Linked DNA regions of Mus musculus: regions 2 and 3 are each linked to region 1. Evidence: chromatin loops called from intact Hi-C (ENCODE). Cell type or tissue: left cerebral cortex. All regions are shown on one strand.

Region 1 (2,500 bases):
TTACTGCTGTAGGTTCTCTCTCTCTCTCTCTCTCTCTCTCTCTCTCTCTCTGTATTTTAAGATCTGTTATTTTTATTTTACTTGTGTGGGTGTTTTGCCTGCATGTGTTACTGTATACTATATACATTCCTGGTCCCTGAGACCAGAACAGAGGGATGGGTCCCCTAAGACTGGAGTTATAGACAGTGTGGGTGTTGGGAATTGAACCCGGGTCTTCTGAGAGAGCGGCCAGTGCTTTTCATCACTGAGCCTTCTCTCAGCAGTTAGCCTGGAACTCTTGATCTTGCTGCCTCAGGCCCTCTGGGATTACAGGTGCACATCACCATTCCACTTTAAACTCTTTTAATAATACACCACTACCTCACCCCACCCACATCCACAGAGATGCACACACACACAAAGCAGAAAGACAGACAAATGTGGGCAGGTCCACACCATACAGATGCACACACACACACACACACACACACACACACACATCTGGGCTGCTTCGGGGGGGGGGATTAGAATATTGTACACTCACTTAAGATAAAACAGTGAACCCTTTAGGCAGAAGACTTGAGGTGGCCCTTAGAAAGGGTGAGAATGGGGGACTCCACACAGTGGTCCTCAGGTGCTGGTCTTGGAAGGCTATGGTATCCAGCACCTGACCCGAGTCATCTGTAAAGAAAGGGTTTAGTCATGGATTTTTGGAGGGAGTATTTGAAGATCCAGACACCTGGCAATCAGGGCAGGAAGGCTTCCTAGGTTTGAGGAAGCAAGGGTGGGAGACTTGGCCTCCGGTCCTGAGACAGAAGAGGCCTGGAAGGGAGCAGATTTACCTAGCTGTAGCTGTGTTTTGTCTTTTGAGACTGGGTTGCATGTAGGTAGGCTAGCTTCAAACTCCTATCCTCCCGCCCCCTCCTCTCAGGTGCCGGGATTACAGGCTTTCCTAGTACACTCCCTAAATTCTTGACTGGGAAAATTCGGAGGTCTATATTCCTGGGACCTCAAGAGAGGGATTTATGGAAGACCCCCACCCCCATGGATTCTGGCATCCTTGGAGGAGGACAAAGCTGATGCTGGGTGTCTGCGTTTGCCAGAAGAGAAGGCCAAGGATGAAAGTCCAGAAAACGGCTACGCCCAGGACTGAACCTAGTGACTCGGTCTTCACGCGGACAGTGACACCTGGAATCTTGAGGGGCTGGGACTTGGAGCAGGCTCCCTCCCGGGGTTCCGGAGCCTCTCAGTGCGCAGAGCCGCCACGCTATTGTCCTGGCTGGGAAGGCGGGGCCGGCGCGGGGCGGGGCTGGCGGCGCCGGCGCAGCCCGGGGGCGGCGGGAGGAGGAGGCGGCGGTGGCGCTGGGAGCTCCTGTCACCGCTGGGGCCGGGTAGGGCCGGGCGGGAGCGCAGGGGACGTGAGGGCCCGAGGCCCGGACATGGGGCCCACCAGCCCCGCCGCTCGCGGTCAGGGTCGCCGCTGGCGACCGCCGCCGCTGCCGCTGTTGCTGCCACTGTCATTGCTGCTTCTGCGCGCGCAGCTCGCCGTCGGGAACCTGGCTGTTGGGAGCCCCAGCGCGGCCGAGGTGAGGCCCGGCCGGGTCCTGGGGATGGGGAAGGGGCGGGACCGGGCCTCGACCTGGACGCGGGACGGCCACCGCAGTCCTTTTGGCCAGGTGGCCTGCCCCACGCGATCCGAACTGTAGATTTTCCTAGGTTCCTCCATCGTCTGACGTCCCTGCCCCCTCCCACCCGCATCGTCGGACCTGGCTCTTTCCAAGAGCCTCTGGTCCAAGAAATCCAGAGCACCCCTAGACGACAAAGCCCCAAGACCTGCCCACCTAAGCGTAGGACGCACCAGGCAGTAGGCGCTTGGCTCTAAGAACCCAGGTCCCTTGTATTATCTGGACCCACATGAACCCCCTGCCCTCAAACATCCAGTAGTCCGGGCCTCCACCCACTACTCAATCCGGATATAGCTCCTCTAGTCCTTAAAGGTCTGATGTGCAGGCCTGCTGGGAAGCTGGGCCCTGTCGTCTTTGCACCCCCTCAGTGGGAACCTGAACTGGGGATGGAGGGAGGAGGGGCCAGAACGCCTGGGTTCGCCCCCCGCCTCCCCCAACACGATTCAAGTTTAACCCCTTCAGGCTTCAGACCCAAGCCGCTGGGGCGGGGGCGGAGCCTGTCTTCTCAGCAACAAGGCCGCGAGAAACGGGGCGGGGGGGTGGGGACCCAGGTCACCATAGCAACGGGAGAGCTGGGGCGCTCCAGCCCCACGGGATTTGTTTCCCGGGGAACGGTCTCTCCACTCAGAAGGTGCTTAGAAGGAGCTGGTGCTAGAGATAGGGGCAGGAGCCCTATCTGGGTTTTAGGGAGCAAAGAACCAGACAACACAGATGACATCGTTGCCCTGGCTCCTCACTGCCCCATCTGCCTTCATTCCCAGGCTCCGGGGTCGGCTCAAGTGGCTGGACTATGTGGGCGTCTAACCCTTCACCGGGACCTGCGCACCGGCCGCTGG
Region 2 (2,500 bases), 86 kb before region 1:
TCTCTACCCAGACAGTGACACCGTCACGCCCTGTCCTTGAGGAGGCCCAATGGGGAACACGGATTTACCCCTAGATAGTCTCAGCCAAGAAAGGTTAGGTCTGGAACAAAACTAAAGCCCTCCTTTTGGTTTCTGTTTCCTTCTGCAGCTCCTGCTGTCTCCAGAGCGTGAGGGCCCCAGCCTCTCTGGAGAAAATGAGCTGGTCTTTGGGGTACAGGTGACCTGTCAGGTGAGGCTGCCTCTGCCTCTCGTCTAACATGGACTAGCTAGCCTCTGTAGTCCTCAGCTCTGTGTAATGGAGTCTGCACCCTCTGTCTTGCCTGCCTCAACAGGGCCGCTCCTGGCCAGTCCTCCGGAGCTATGACGATTTCCGTTCTCTGGATGCCCATCTCCACCGGTGCATATTTGACCGGAGATTTTCCTGCCTCCCAGAGCTCCCTCCACCTCCAGAGGGTACCAGGGCTGCCCAGGTAACCTACTTGCCTCAATCCCTTCCTGGGCAATCAAGGGTATATCATCAGCTATGTGTGCAGCCAGTAAGGCAAGGGGAAGAGGTAATAAAGATCTCTTGAGTTGGCCATGCTGACGTGAGCCTGTAATCTCAGCACTTGGAAGGCTCCTGTCATATGATCTGAGTTCCAACCAATCTGTGTGGAGAAGCCTTAGAAATGAATCAGGATGTTAGAGGGCCCCGGTAGTTTGAGGATCATGGGAAGGTCCAAGGGGATTCACCGGTCAGCACAGCCACATCAGTTTCACTCCAGAGCTCAGCTCAGATAACATTTCAGAGCTTCGCAGCTGAGCCACACCCAGGCATCCAGGCTGAATCAGCCTTGCCGAGACGAGCTTGAGCATTGTGGGAAGTGTGGGGGGCAGTGAGGGGGCTCTGTCTTCATCAATTCACAGCAGCTTCCTTGGCAATTTGCTCCCAGATGCTGGTACCGCTGCTGCTGCAGTACCTGGAGACCCTGTCAGGACTGGTGGACAGTAACCTCAACTGTGGACCTGTGCTCACTTGGATGGAGGTGGGCCTGATATGGGGAACCTGGAGCTAAGATCTAATGAGAGGTGTCTGAGGCACAAGAAGCAGCCTAGGAGTGTGTGGGCACAGGAAAGAAGGAAGCTGGGGGAAGTGGGGAGGCATTGGTATTTTAGTGTCTGTGTGGGTGCATGCCAGCAAGAGAAAGGTACGAGCGTGTGTGTGCGTGTGCGTGTGCGTGTGTATGTGTGTGTGTAGCTGTGTGGCTGTAGAGATTTAAAGGTATACCAGTTAGAAATGTGTTGTTTGTACGAGCGTGTGTGTGTGTAGCTGTGTGGCTGTAGAGATTTAAAGGTATACCAGTTAGAAATGTGTTGCTTGCAGTTCACAATACATCTTTTCTGACAGTCACTTAAACTAAATGAATTTTGGATAAAATATGTACAGATGTCCTTGGGAGTTTGGGGACAAGAGAGTCTTGGGATAAGTTGGGTGGAGGGCAGGCAACTACTTATCTCTTGGTGTTGCTGTTATCTTGTTGGATTTAAATGTTTTATGTGTATGAGTGTTTTGCCTGCCTGTGTGTCCAGCACATGCATGCCTGCAGAGGTGGGAGGGAAGCCCAAGATCCTCTGGAACTACACTTTCAGATCTCATGAGCTGCCTTGTGCATGTTGAGACCTGAACTTGGGTCTTCTAGCAAGTGCTCTTAACTACTGAGCCATCTCTCCAGCTTTGGACAATAGTTCTGAGTGACAGATGCTCTTAGGGACAGGTGGTGGTCTCACCGGACACGGAGGAAACTGATCTGATTAGTAACCCCTTCTGACTTCTCCTTGCCACATTTTACCTCCACTTCAGCTGGACAACCATGGCCGGCGCCTGCTCCTCAGTGAGGAAGCCTCCCTCAATATCCCTGCTGTGGCTGCTGCCCACGTGGTCAAGCGGTACACTGCCCAGGCGCCAGATGAGCTGTCCTTTGAGGTGAGGCTTGGCAGGAATGGACTCTACCTGTGCTCTGTGCTTCTCCTGCCTCTTCTGAACCCTGTCCTCCCATCCATTCCCAGGTGGGAGACATTGTCTCAGTGATCGACATGCCACCTACAGAGGATCGGAGCTGGTGGCGGGGCAAACGGGGCTTCCAGGTGAGCTGGGTCTGAGGTGGACCTGTGCACTAGGGCTCTGCCCACTAGGGTGGCCCGGCTACTCACTTTGATTTTTCTTCAGGTTGGTTTCTTCCCCAGTGAGTGTGTGGAACTCTTCACGGAGAGGCCAGGGCCTGGCCTAAAGGCAGGTAAGTGCCATGGGGAGTGGGCAGCAGTCCCCCTCACCCTCAGCCTACCACTTGTCCTTTCTACCATTGTCCACCCACAGATGCTGACAGTCCCCTGTGTGGCATCCCAGCTCCCCAGGGCATCTCTTCTCTGACCTCAGGTAATGGAAATGAGAAATCAGATCTCTGCCCCTGCCCCAGCAAGCCAGCCGCACTCCTGACTCTAATGCTCTGCTTTTGCCCCCACA
Region 3 (2,500 bases), 110 kb before region 1:
CAACTATGCAGGTAGGACAAGGGTGGGTTTGGAAACGCCAGACTGAGTACAGACCCCATTTTCTGGAGTCAGGATTGAAGACTCCTTGAGGGTTCTGTGCTGGAGAAGATCAAAGCCACGTTGTGTTGTCTGTCTGTCTTTGTATTTTTTCTTTCTTTTGCTTATTGTTTGAGAGAGGATCTTTCATTGCTGAGGCTGACCTTGAAACTCTTGATCCTCCTACCTCAGCCTCCAGAGTGCTGGGATAGCAGACATATGCTATTATGCCCAGTAGGCTTGGCTTTCTTTTAGGAAGGTTCTTTTGTCTGCATTATAAAAGGAGGTGGATCAGAAAAGATGACAGAGGCTAGGCGCTGGGTGGGAGGAAAAGGCGAGGTAGGGAGGGGATATATTGACAGACTCCCACAAGCCAAGTGAGCTGAGACTGGGGCTGGGAAAGGAGTGCCCACAGCGAGTCAGGAGCCTGTGGGCCAGCTAGTCACGCCTCATGGGAGAATCCAGGGAGTGGAGTGGGTTTCGAGGAGACCTCAGTGGGAATACCCTAAGGGCTGTCCATGGAAGGTGTCCAGATCCTAGATTCCTGAGTAGGTGTTGGAGAGAAAGAGCAGTGGTAGCAGCTGTGCCCTTGGCCCCGCCTAAGGCTCTGTCACCCTGGTTCTGTCTTTAGTTGGTCTCTCCACTGAGTGGCACTAAAGCTGCTTTCCAAGTAACTGGACCAGACAGGACGTAGGATCGCCTCCCACGGCGAATGTGGGAGGCGCACACAGAGCTGATTCCTACCTTCTACCCTCAGAGATGGAGATGGCCAAAGCCCGGAACCAGCTGGATGCCGTTCTTCAGTGTCTGCTGGAGAAGAGTCACATGGACAGGTTGGAACCTGGTCCAGCCTGGGGAACCACAGGGTGGGAGCTGTTTGGACTGACTCTGATTGTTGGAGGGGGGATGTGGATGGGAGGCTGGAGGGGCTGCCTAGGGTGAAAAGTGCCCCATGGGATGTTTCATGGGAAGACTAATTAATAGCATCACACTCTGGGTCCTTGGTACCCTAAGCCAGTAGTGTTTTTTTTGTTCCCAGGGAACGCCTGGATGAAGAAGCTGGGAAAACCCCCTTGGATACGCACAACAAGTAAGGGACTTTGATGGGATTTAGACCTGAGAGTTTGGGTTAGGTAGCTTTTCTCTCTGCTGAGTCCTAACCATCTTGCATAGACAAAGATACCTGTTGTATAAGTGGCTAACACCTTAGAGGAGGGTATTGGTGGGATACAAGGCCCAAGGAGTACCAATAATCCCCAGGATGTTAATTTTTGTTTGTTTTTAGAGCTAGCGATAGAACCCCAGGGCTTTTGCCCATGCTAGGCAAATGCTCTGTTCCTGAACTACGTCACTTCCACCTTGGGGGGCAGCGTTGAGCAGCTGTTTATTAAAGCCTCCTGACACCATGTCTCTCCCTGCAGGGATTGTTCCATTGCTGCCACAGGCAAAAGGTAAGGTGGCTGGGACCCCAGCTCACTAAAAGGTTCCCAGTCCCCAGCTCCGGGCCTGACACTCACCTTAACCACACAGGCCATCTGCCCGCTTCCCCCACCAGCGGAGGAAGAAGAGGAGGGAGATGGACGATGGGCTCGCTGAGGGGGGTCCTCAGAGATCCAGTGAGTAGGCAGGGGACTGAGAGGGTGGGTGTGGAGCCAGGAACTACACACTTATCGCCTACCTTACCACCCCAGATACGTATGTGATCAAGCTATTTGACCGGAGTGTGGACTTGGCCCAGTTCAGTGAGAACACACCACTGTACCCCATCTGCCGCGCCTGGATGCGCAACAGCCCCACAGTGCGAGAGCGCGAGCGCTCACCCGGCTCACCGCTGCCTCCTCTGCCCGAGGATGGAGAGGTAGGATGAGTTCAATCAGGAGGCCAGATTGAAGAGTGGGTGGATAAGTCAACAACTCCCCCATGAGTGGTAGATAGCTTTAATGCCTGGGCCCCCCTCAATGAATAGAGAATCGGGTAGGACAGATAGCTATTTGCTCTTAGGATTATGGACAGAGGTCCCTAGGCCACATAGATATGGCTTCCTAGGGAACAGGGATCTTAAGTGCAAACAGATGTGGCTACCAGATGGGGCCTTGGTGAGCACATGTGGACCTTACGGGCTGGGCGGAGGGTAACAGGTTTGAAAATCATCTGGCCTGAAAGGGTAGACATGGATTCCTGGGACAGATACATGACTTTGATTCTTGGGGCTCTCAAGATAAAAGTAGACATGACACCTGCCCTAGACAACTGCGTAAAGAGAGCATCTTGACCACCCTCTGCCCCTGGGCTGACAGATAGAGATGGAATTCCCTGGGCTTGGCAGAGGTAGACAAGGGTTCTCCGGCTGACAAGGAGACACGGTCCCTAGAACAGGACGACTATCTTCTAGCTGATAAAGGCATGTCCCTTCTACTGTGACTTCTCCAAGTACAGGTTTCTGGATAGACCCCTCATGTCTGTC

The links. Peaks named below come from ENCODE experiments on the same cell type or tissue, not always from the same donor. Only the 100,000 strongest peaks of a DNase experiment are listed, where the experiment ranks them.
Region 2: a loop joins it to region 1, with 2.8 times the contacts of the local background. A loop is called at or near these places in 4 of 42 quality-filtered maps.
Region 3: it touches region 1 in a loop (6-fold over the local background); 4 of 42 quality-filtered maps call a loop at or near these places.

The regions. Positions count from the first base shown.
Region 1 is chr7:30,444,387-30,446,886 of GRCm38, reverse strand. Aplp1 (amyloid beta (A4) precursor-like protein 1) reads left to right here and starts at 1,305. Exons shown (of 17, transcript NM_007467.3): 1 at 1,305-1,565; 2 at 2,426-2,500. The coding sequence starts at 1,419. In left cerebral cortex, a CTCF peak has its summit at 1,429; DNase peaks (open chromatin) are centred at 1,284, 2,141 and 2,495; H3K4me3 peaks cover 1,723 bases; H3K27ac peaks cover 1,748 bases.
Region 2 is chr7:30,530,049-30,532,548 of GRCm38, reverse strand. It overlaps Arhgap33 (Rho GTPase activating protein 33), which reads left to right. Exons shown (of 22, transcript NM_178252.3): 5 at 149-229; 6 at 333-470; 7 at 933-1,025; 8 at 1,841-1,963; 9 at 2,047-2,124; 10 at 2,207-2,273; 11 at 2,354-2,413. Among named protein-coding and RNA genes, the nearest start is that of Arhgap33, 3.8 kb to the left of the region's middle. In left cerebral cortex, no CTCF peak of the experiment used is centred here; DNase peaks (open chromatin) are centred at 875 and 1,123; H3K27ac peaks cover 2,059 bases.
Region 3 is chr7:30,556,252-30,558,751 of GRCm38, reverse strand. Lin37 (lin-37 homolog (C. elegans)) reads left to right here. Exons shown (of 9, transcript NM_029377.2): 2 at 794-869; 3 at 1,076-1,126; 4 at 1,458-1,487; 5 at 1,567-1,652; 6 at 1,728-1,894. Among named protein-coding and RNA genes, the nearest start is that of Lin37, 2.1 kb to the left of the region's middle. In left cerebral cortex, CTCF peaks have their summits at 681 and 1,390; DNase peaks (open chromatin) are centred at 414, 665 and 1,491; H3K4me3 peaks cover 1,091 bases; H3K27ac peaks cover 1,141 bases.